Regions from separate parts of the Homo sapiens genome. Here region 1 is linked to region 2. Evidence: read pairs that join two places in POLR2A ChIA-PET (ENCODE). Cell type or tissue: CD4-positive, alpha-beta T cell. All regions are shown on one strand. Each heading gives the region's core, and the rest is flanking DNA. Links, peaks and the distances in the headings are about the cores only.

What was found. ChIA-PET counts read pairs that join two places held together with the same protein. Peaks named below come from ENCODE experiments on the same cell type or tissue, not always from the same donor. Only the 100,000 strongest peaks of a DNase experiment are listed, where the experiment ranks them.
Region 1: POLR2A ChIA-PET joins it to region 2 with 10 read pairs; 4 of 35 experiments call an interaction of 5 or more read pairs at or near these places.

Annotation. Positions count from the first base shown.
Region 1 is chr1:209,683,366-209,688,738 of GRCh38, forward strand. All of the region lies in intron 1 of HSD11B1-AS1 (HSD11B1 antisense RNA 1), which reads right to left. It also overlaps a transcript of HSD11B1 not described here. Among named protein-coding and RNA genes, the nearest start is that of G0S2, 11 kb to the left of the region's middle. In CD4-positive, alpha-beta T cell, for the core only: no CTCF peak of the experiment used is centred there; a DNase peak (open chromatin) is centred at 2,736; H3K4me3 peaks cover 815 bases; H3K27ac peaks cover 323 bases.
Region 2 is chr1:209,766,438-209,771,810 of GRCh38, forward strand. The region is part of intron 8 of TRAF3IP3 (TRAF3 interacting protein 3); the gene reads left to right. Among named protein-coding and RNA genes, the nearest start is that of TRAF3IP3, 13 kb to the left of the region's middle. RefSeq lists enhancers at 2,959-3,008, 3,019-3,268, 5,107-5,373. In CD4-positive, alpha-beta T cell, for the core only: no CTCF peak of the experiment used is centred there; DNase peaks (open chromatin) are centred at 1,494, 2,124, 3,154 and 3,779; H3K4me3 peaks cover 4,335 bases; H3K27ac peaks cover 3,240 bases.

The sequences.
Region 1 (5,373 bases), core at 255-5,254, 83 kb before region 2:
TAATTGGACATAGGTCTTGGTATAAGATCATTTGATATTTTGTGTGGGAAGTATACCACTGGGTAGTTCAACACAGGTCTTTTTATAAGTTCATTAGACCTTTGGTTTTGGAGGCATAAATATTTTTACCATTAAACTGTTTATTCCCCTCCTACTCTCTGTTTACTTTTGCTTGTCTATATTAAAAAATCTTATTGTATTTTTTCTGTATTGTCTTATTTCTGATATAAGGGAGTGTTCCAGAGGAAATGAATGGAGATATATACTCCATAAGTTACCAATCCAATCCAAGCTAGTCCTCAGCGATAACATTTGGAGGTCCAGTAAACTGAAAACCAATTTGGGAAAAGGCAATTGGTCAGATCTACAAAAAACTTTGATGAGAGCATGCCCTGTCTTGTCAGTCTGTGATAGGACACTTTTAGTTTGTACACTGGGGTGAAAGATTTTGTCAGGTCATTAATTATGTGGTCCTTTCTAACCTTTGCTTAGAAAGGGAACCCAAGATAGCATTCACAGGCACACACTTTTACTCAGTGGCATCTCTTGTTCTTCTTGGTTTCTTCCATGTCAAAGCTGCAGTCTCCACTGGAAGAACTCCTGCTTTCCATATAAAATTGCCATATAATCCTAACTCTTGTACTTATTTTGGTAAACTGCAAAAATTAATGTTAGAATAGCAATGGCCATCACGTAGAACTTCTGACATGTCAAAATGAATAAATTAAGATATTTAAGAGGAGGCCCAGAAAAATTAGGAGACAAAGCCCCAAAGAGGCAATAGTCAGCTTCTTTCATTGGTAAGCTAAGGCTTCAAAATAAAATTTTAACTTGAGAATGGTCTCTCTCAAAGACTCTGATACCACCTAAAACCTACCCTCCTTTCATTTCTCTTTCTACTCAGCTTTACCTGACCTTCAACATGAGACAACCGTTTCTTCTAAGTTTTCTCTGAAAAAGAGTAATCACATTGTAAAACTGCTAAACCAGAGGGGAGCCCTAAAAAGCTGAATTTAAACCCTGGCCTGGAGCAAAATTAAAAGTTATCATGAAAGATTTTCCTAAGCCTCAGGGGTGGTTGAGCAGAAATTAGTTAACAATTCAGGATTTTATTAGGTACTTATTGTTCTGGATTAAACATCTGTACCAAATGATTCAGTTAATTGTTAGTCCATCCAATAGAGAAAAAAAATTATAAGCAGCAGGGTAAGAAAAAAATTAAATAACTCAGTTGTGCAAAATGAAAAACAAACGCCTTAAGTGGACAAGAAAAACCTTGAAAATCCAGTACAAAAAGCAATTTCAAAAAAATCTTTCTTTTAAAAGTATGTTAGACAAAGATTAAAAATTGTAAACTAAATGAAAATGAAAAGAGACTTCAGAAAACTTTCAAAGAGCATTCTGGAGTACACTCAACAGCTGAAATAAAAGAAACATTGTCTTTATTTTTTTCTATTAAAGGGCTCAAATATGAATTCAGAGATTTAATGAGAAAAAAGTAATTGAAATATGAAACTGACAGCTTAGAAAATATCCAATACATAGCTAGATATTTTCAGAGAGCTCTAGAAAGTAAATAAGCTAGAAATCAATAGAACGTATGGTTCTCTACATAAAAAAACTTGCCCCGAAATAAAAACAAAGCCAAAAAGTCTTCTATTTTCTAAGAATTGGGAACATATAGAGAGGGGTACTTGTAGATATTGCAAGCAAAAGTGTCATTCAAAGAACCAATGTTCCACATTGGCTAAGTAACAGAAAGATGACTATCCAAAATCTGTCTAATGGTGTTTCTCCAAAGGAGACATTAGTACCCAACAATTACAGTCCTTCCTCGGAGTTTGTGTCCCCAAATCTCAGAGGGGCCAGTCGCTATACTCTCCATCAGGGCATAGCTACATCTAGCATGGCTTACCACTCTATCCCCAGCCTCTAGCCCAGTGCCTAGCATAGAGTAGATGCTTATTAGATATCTGTTGAACAAATGAAGAAATAGAGGAAGAAAGTACATTTTTGTTTTGACATGCTGTAGTCCCTTCCTTAGTCCAGAGATCACAAACCTCTGAATTGGGATGTGACTCTCTCTGTCATTAATCGGCAAGAATCATGGTAGAATTATTGTCCCTACTTACGGATTCTCTTTCCCTTATACATCCCATTGCAGATTCCTGTCTTCCCTTTACATCCACTCCAACATCAGCTGATGCAGTCACTAAAATGGTTTATAAGTCACATATGAGATTCCCTAAGGAGTTTATAATTGAGAAATGTGTGGACACACAGGCCTCACAGAATGCACTGGATCACTAGAGTCTCTCCTGGTGAAAAGGGAAAACCTGCCCAAATCCAGTTTTTGTTTCAGTAACTTCCTTTGAGACAAAGTCAGGAATCTGAGAGTAAGCACCTGCTAAGGGTGGGACAGGGGCTCTGTCTGGTATGCCTCTCCCATGTTAAGAGCTAACAATAGTAATGGATAAGTCTCCAGGGCAACCAGGACCACTTCCAAGCATTCCTGTCTTGGGCTGCCTCGAGGGCTCCTCTGTCCTTTGGGGAGTACTGATTGATGCCTGATGCCCAGAACTGGCCCACTCTGGCTTCTCTTTGGAGCTGTCTCTGCAGGCGCCTTCTGGCTGCCAGCTCGGTCCTAGCATAAGGGACTTCTTCCTTGGCCTGGGTTTCACCTTCTTGTATCAGGTGGCAGACCAGCTGGTTTCAGTCCCAAATCAGGTCTTCTGACTCCTCCCAGAAACCAACCAACTTCTGAGCAGGAAATCCTGCCCCTCCCCAAAGAGTGGGAAACCGCAAAGGAAGAGAGAGATGAAACAGAAGGAAAGGCAGAGGAGGAGGGAGAGAGAGAGAAGAGAAGAAAAAGAAAAAAGAACATCAATAAAAAGAAGTCAGATTTGTTCGAAATCTTGAGGTAAGACTTTTAAAAATCACATTATATATAATAGTATCACCATTTGTATCAGGGCCTAGTACATAGTAGGTCCTCAAAAAAATCTGCTATTGAAATAATTAATCTATCGAAATGAACAGGAGGGCTGGGCTAAAGAAAAATTTCAATGTGAAATGCTGGTCAGAAAAAACAAGAAGAAACGCCCGATGAGCTTTCAAATGTGTAGGAGGGATGATATGATAAGATGCAGATGGAACCAGAAGTCTCTTGCTGGCACTGACAGCATTCTGATCATTGTGGGACAGAAAGTCAAGTTGGAACAAAAAAGTTGCAAAGATAGTATAAAAAGTGTCTGCATGTTCTTTTGGAATTACAGAAAGACAGCAAGAATTATAGAAATGTTGTAAGCAGTTTTTAAAATCGGCTTTAAACCAATGACAGAGCACAAACACTATGCTGTATCTTGGGAAGTACTTAAATGTGCTGATACCTGCATGTTGCAGCCAAACATCAGCCAGTTTAATGTTATTAACATTTAGATCTAGAGTGTTGAAAAGGCTCATTTTATTTCCAGAAGTCTTGTTCAGTGGACCAAGGGAGGCCTAAACGTGTCCATCAAAATTCTTCATGTGCTATTCATCTATCCTTTAATCCTAGTCCAGCTGGGCTGCTCAGAATACTGACCCTCTGAGCCCTAAACGGGCCTTTTCAGAGAAAATCCCAACACTTGTTTCAGGTCAAGGAACTAGAGAAACCTGACAGGAAAGGGAAATACCATTCCCCACCCTCACCATTTACCCAAACCTTCACTTGCCATCAATAGACCATATCATCCAGAGGGTTGTGGCTTAGTGATCCACTCACTTTGGAGAGATTAAAATAGCTGGATGCATGCTTCAGAAAACATCTACAGACGACGATGATGTGTTTTCACAACAGTTGGCTTTTAAGAGTCCAACTCCTCTGACTTTTCCAACAGAGCTTACCAGTATCAGAGGGACACAATTGAAGTGTTTCCTTCAGAGCCAGTGTTTCTCTTTGGGGTTTGTGTGAGTTCATCAGAGTCGGAAGCTGAAAGGAGGGTGGGAAAGGTAAGGAGAGATGAAACAATCTCACTTCTGCTGGCTTGCCAAGGTTTGAAAGGAACTGCCTCCCTGTCATTAGGATGATATGAAAATAAAATCTGAAAATCCTAGCTCTTTCTTTATACTAATTTGAGTACAGCTAAAAGTTCTCTGTGTCCAATTTCTGAGCTAGAACAAATATTAAAGGTAATCTAATTTATTTCTCCTTGTTTGCCAGATGAGGGAATTGAAGCCAAGACAAGGGAAGGGCCTTGCCCAAAGTCACATGTATTGTCAGTGATGGGAGGGAGACTGGAACTCAGTTCTCCCAGAGTCCCACCCAGGAGCCTTTTAAGAAATCATGAAAACTTTACAAGAAGGTACCCCAGATGTCCGAGAGCTCATAAACACCGCAGCTGCTGACTAAATACAACATTCAGTTAAAAGATGCTCAAGTAATCTTTCCCTGGCAGAAATAGAAAGAAGAAAAAGATTTCCCCAATAGTTTAGTTTTTCCAGAATCTGTTTTATAACTGTTAGGAGACTAGGGAGGAGAAAGATTTGAGGCAGATTTGTCATGAGAGAACTAGAATATTTTACATTCCTACCATTGATCAGCATTTTACATGTCTCATTTCTTTATGTAATCTTCATATTATCCTCATTTTACAAATAACATTGTTTTAACTTTGCTCAAATGCACAGAGGGAATAAGATATTATGATTTCTGGAGCTCTTGTTGGTAAGCCCAGGATCAGGCTCTGGAGAGACATGGCTAGTTCAGTGACTGTTCCAGCCTTACTCAGGCCCCTCCCCAACACAGACCCTTGCTCTAGCCATTCAGGCTACCTGAGTTGCCTCCAAAATGCCATGCTTTCTAGACTTCTTGCCTGAATACATGCAGTTACCTCTGCTTGGGATGCCTTTCTCCAACATCCTCATAACTTGTACTTAGCCTTCAAAACTGAGCTCCAGGACCACCTCCCAGAGCCCTTTCCTGCTGCCATGGCCTGTCCCTTCTCTACTTCAACAGCCCTCTACACACATTCCTATTATAGTATACATCACGCTATGGTGAGCTCTGACTTACTTGCCAACTTTCCTTGTGCTTGACTTCAAACTCCTTGAAAGCAGACACCACATATTAGTGAGGCTTTGTATTCCCAGCGCCTAGCACAATTCCAGAGATGTATTAGTGCTCAGTAAGTATTTTTTTAAATGGACGAACAAATGGAATATTTCCCCTCCTTTTCTTCGAATAAAACCATGCAATAAAAAGTCTTGTTTCCATGCTCTTGACTCTTCAGTAACTTGGGGGTAAGTAGAAGATATCACTACTATAAGCTTCCTCTCCTTTCAAGCCTGACAAGCCACTCAGAAATAGCTATCTAGGGTTAAACTTGGCACTCT
Region 2 (5,373 bases), core at 129-5,128:
ACAGAGACATGTAATAAATAACACCAAAACAGTATAATAAGGCTATAGCAGCAGTGCATAAAGCATGATGCAGGAAAAAGAGAAAGAAGGCAGCAATTATTCCACCTGAGGTGGAACAGGGAAGGCTTTAAAGGAAGGAAACCTGGCCAGGCACGGCAGCTCATGCCTATAATCCCAGCACTTTGGGAGGCCAAGGCAGGTGGACCACTTGAGGCCAGGAGTTCAAGACCAGCCTGGCCAACATGGCGAAAACCCGTCTCTACTAAAGATACAAAAATTAGCTGAGCGTAATCGTGCATGCCTGAAGTCCGAGCTACTCAGGAGGCTGAGACACAAGAATTGCTTGAACCCAGGAGGTGGAGGTTGCAGTGAGCTGAGATTGTGCCACTGCACTCCAGCCTGGGTGACGGAGCAAGATTCTGTCTCAAAAAATAAAAATAAAGGAAAGAAACCATTTTAGCTGAATCTTGAAGGATGAGTAGGAGCTAACCAGTAGAGAAGCAAGAGTGATGATGAGGGAAAAAAGCAGAAAGTAGAAGAGTGTTTAAGGTAAAGGAATTGGAATGATTACAGGCCTATGTATGGCAAAGAATTGGGTATAGCAGAGTATGGCTGAAATGAAGGTATGCCAGAGTAGTACCAAAGAAAGGATCTCAGACAGGTCTTTAGAATTATGGGTCTTAAACTTTTTCTGTTGAACAAGGTATCTCAAACTTGAATAATGCATGGACCCATTTTTAAAGGAAACCCATATATGTATATATATAAAATCAGAGATCCTTTAGAATGCATGCTACCCAGCTTGAGAAACACTGCTATAGGTAATAAGCTGAGTAAGAATGGAACTATGCTTTATTGAGGTATAAAGTCCTACACTTAGCAATGTCTGGCTCATCCTTAGAAGGTATGCAATTACTATCTGAGGAAATGACTTGTGAATGATCAGATCTGTGTCTTAAAAAGTTCTGTAATTTCCAACTGGATGCAGTGTCTCACACCTGTAATCCCAACACTTTGGGGGGCCAAGGCAGAAGGATCACTTGAGTGATCAAGACCAGCCTGGGCAACATAGTGAGACCTCATCTCTATTAAAAATAAAAAAATTAGCCATGCATGGTGGTACACACCTATAGTCACAGCTACTTGGGAGGCTGAGGCAGGAGGATCGCTTGAGCCCAGGAGGTCCAGGCTGCACCACTGTACTCCTGCATGGGGTAACAGAGCAAGACCCTGTCTTGAAAAAAAAAAAAGAGGGGGGAGGGTTCAAGGATTATCTAACTTGTAGCAATAAGAACCCTGGCTCCAAGCAGGGGTTGGGGGAGTTGAGACTCTTGTAATATCCCAGGTAAGACACAACCAGAGCTTGAATCAAAGCAAGCTTTGTGGGAATGAGGGGGGATATATTAAGAGACATTTCTGGGTTTGTCTCCAAGGAGGAGTTTCACCCCATGCTCCAGCCCAAGAGCAGAAGTTCCCTTGGTTGTGGTTTCCTCCCTCCCTTCTTCTCACCCCTCCCAATCCTCACCCTTCTCTTCTTTGTCCCTCCTCCCCACCAACCCCCTAGCTTCCAGTTTTAAAGAAAAACAGTCTCAGACTTTTTCAGTTAACAGCTATTGTTTCCCCTAAAATAAGGTAATTCAACTCTCTATCTCTTCCATGAAAGCCTCAACTCCAATAAAAGTATAGCCCCAAACTGTGGTATCTGGGAAAAATAATTGGAAGAAAGTGGCCAGAACTGGTTCAGACCTTTATTTTTGCCATTTGACCTTCATAAATTTGAATTTCCAACTTCACATGCTGAGAACTTACCACAAACTCCCTATTAGAATCCCAAGGATCAGCTCCCTCCGCTGGCTTCACCTCCGGATGTCTCTGGGCCTTTTGGATACCATAGGCTCTGGGGCACTATTGAGACTCCTGAGGAGGGTCCAACCTTCAGGGCAGAAACAGCTCTACTAGCAGAGAAAGCAAGCTTTCAATATTGTGCAATACAAAAACGAGAGCAGGGCAGCCTTGGGTTTGAAGATCTGCGTCCTGGAATTAAGATCTTGAGATGACAGCGCAGCGGGGATTGGCTGAAGCCCTAAGCAACCTCTACTAGAGCAGAGAGATGAGCTGTGGGCTGGTGCTTCTGTGGTGAGGTGGTGGTGTTTCTGGAGAGCAGATCAGAGGCAGGGGAAAACCACGCAGAAGCAGGAGCTGAAGACCTCAGACCGGCACCAGGTGTGTATGGCCTCCGCCTTGCTCCTCTCTTCACTGGGGTTTATATGCCCTCTGAGCCCTCGGCTCCCGGGGTCTAACTGCCTAGAATGTCAGCAGTAGGCCTGTAAAAAGTGCTTCTTCCCACATACTGTAACACTGGGCTTCAGTGTGGGGGACCCTGGGGCTCAGACCAGGAAACTACATGCCCGATTTGCAACAACTTGGCTGCGACTTTTATGACGTTTTGGGGAGTCCAGAAAAGCAGAGCTGTGGAAAGAGGTTTCATTCAAGCTCCAGACTTGGGTGGCCCTTCATCCCCACTGAAGTGGCTATGGTAAATTGTCTTCCGTTGCAACACGAATGGAAAAGTAATTTGGGGTTGGGCCAATACAAAAACAGTTGAAAGAGGCAAAATATTGGATTAAAGCCATACTATGGAATGGGGAGAGAGGAGGTACCCCAAAAGGGTAGGAGACTGGGAAAATTTTAAGAATATTGCCTTAGGCCTGCTATATTCCCAAAATACAGCAAGATAAACCTTAAATTTGGTAGGTTTGATTGCATTCTGCATAGAAAGAGTTTGGGCAAAGGCAAATGTGTGGAACCGAAGATGTGAACCAGAGGAGGTAGGTGTAGAGCCAGTTGATTTCAGGACCTGTGGATTGACAATGAACAGGCCACAGTGGAATGCAGCCGTTTTACCAGTTACTTCAAAGCTCAAACAGTAGAAGTCTTTGTCCACGTCTTCCATCGGTCCCAAAGCCCTCTGCTTATTGTAGATGCCAAATCCCTGACTCTCTGCTCTCCCTCACATGAGACGTTAGGAAAAACATTAATAGCAGGAGGCACTTTAAAAAATTATTTTTGGCAACACTTTTTGCTTTTGCAAGCCCCAGCTGAGTAACACAGGAAGCTGAAAGGGTGGGGGCACCCCCTGGCTCCCATGGTTAGAAGAATAAGCCAAACAAGATCAAAACAGGAGCTGCGAGATACCACTTCCTGCCTCTCCCAGGCACCCTGAAACTCACTGAGGGAGGCGGACCTCAAAGCCGAGCCCCCTCCTCTACCCCCAGACCATTACAAACCGGAAATGTTATAAGAGATGGAAATGTCCAGGCCATCTGGCTGAGAGAGCCCATGGCGTCTCGGGCCTAAAGAGAGGTGGAATTTCAAGACCTCACAAGCGTCCCACTTGGCCTGGTTGGAAAAAGCCAGAGAAAAGATAGGAAAACCGGTCACTGCCCTTTCTCTGGAAAACTTGCTCTCATTGATGGCTCCTCCGCCCCCTCCCCTACACAGATACACCCTACACAAAACTCCAGGCTGGAAGAACAAAACCCCTACCTGGGCAAAAGGGGCAAGTCTACAAAGGGAGGGGACAAAAAAGTGGCAGGGAAGCTGTAGCTACTAAGCTGAAATACTGAAAAACCGAGAAACAGATTGGCTCTTCATGCCGGCCTTGCTCCCCTCTCGCCCTTGAGATTAGCATCTTTCTTGGAATGTCGAAAATACCATTAGACAGCCCCAGCTTATGAATAAATAGAATGTGACTTTCTGGGAAGCTCCCTTACACCCCCTGCCGCCCTCACTCTGCTTTAATATCTCTCCGTTTCTTGCTTTCTTAAAGAAGTTCTCATCTTGAGTCTAGTATGTACGTGTGCATGTGGAAATGTATGTATGCAGGTGGAGGTGTGTGTGTGGAGATGGAAGTGTGTATGTCCAGATGGAATTGTGCGTGTGCATGTGGAGGTGTGTGTGTGCAGGTGGAGGTGTGTGTGTGCATGTGGAGGTGTGTGTGTGCAGGTGGAGGTATGTGTGTGCATGTGGAGGTGTGTGTGTGCATGTGGAAGTGTGCGTGTGCATGTGAAAGTATGTGTGTGCAGGTGGAAGTGTGCGTGTGCAGGTGGAGGTGTGTGTGTCCAGGTAGAATGTGTGTGCATGTGGAGGTGTATCTGTGCATGTGGAGGTGTGTGTGCAGCTGGAAGTTGTGTGCAGGTGGAGGTGCACATGTGCATGTGAAGGTGTGTGTGTGCATATGGAGGTGTGTGTGTGCATGTGGAGGTGTGTGTGTGCAGGTGGAGGTGTGCGTGTGCAGGTGGAGGTGTGCGTGTGCAGGTGGAGGTGTGCGTGTGCCTATGGAGGTGTGTGTGTGTGCATATGGAGGTGTGTGTGTGCAGGTGGAGGTGTGTGTCTATATAGAAGTGTGTGTGTGCATGTGAAAGTGTGTGTGTGCCATGTGGAGGTGTGCGTGTGCAGGTGAAGGTGTGCGTGTGCAGGTGAAGGTGTGCGTGTGCAGGTGGAGGTGTGCGTGTGCATGTGGAGGGGTGCGTGTGCATGTGGAGGTGTGTGTGTGCAGGTGGAGGTGTGCGTGTGCATGTGGATGTGTGTGTGTGCTCAGGTGGAAGTGTGCGTGTGCATGTGGAGGTGTGTGTGCAGGTGGAGGTGTGTGTGTGCAGGTGGAAGTGTGCATGCATGTGGAAGTGTGCGTGTGCATATGGATGTGTGTGCATGTGAAGGTTGTGTGCATGTGGAGGTGTGCGTGCGCATGTGGAGGTGTGCGTGTTCATGTGAAGGTGTGTGTGTGCATGTGAAGGTATGTGTGTGCAGGTGGAGGTGTGTGTCCCTACGGAGGTGTGCATCTGCATGTGAAGGTGTGCGTGTGCATGTGAAGGTGTGTGTGTGCATGTGGAGGTGTATCTGTGCATGTGGAGGTGTGCGTGTGCAGCTGGAGGTGTGTGTGCAGGTGGAAGTGTGCATGTGCATGTGAAGGTATGCATGTGCAGGTGGAGGTGTGTGCATGTGGAGGTGTGTGTGCATGTGAAGGTGTGCGTGTGCATATGGAGGTGTGCGTGTGCATGTGAAGGTGTGTGTGAAGGTGTGTGTGTGCAGGTGGAGGTACGTGTATGCAGGTGGAGGTGTATGTGTGCAGTGGAAGTGTACGTGTGCATGTGGAGGTGTGTGTGCGCATGTGGTGTGCGTGTGCATATGGAGGTGTGCGTGTGCATGTGAAGGTGTGCATGTGAAGGTGTGTGTTCAGGTGGAGGTACGTGTGTGCAGGTGGAGGTGTATGTGTGCAGGTGGAAGTGTACGTGTGCATGTGGAGGTGTGTGCGCGCATGTGAAGGTGTGTGTGTATATGGAGGTGTGCGTGTGCATATGCAGGTGTGCGTGT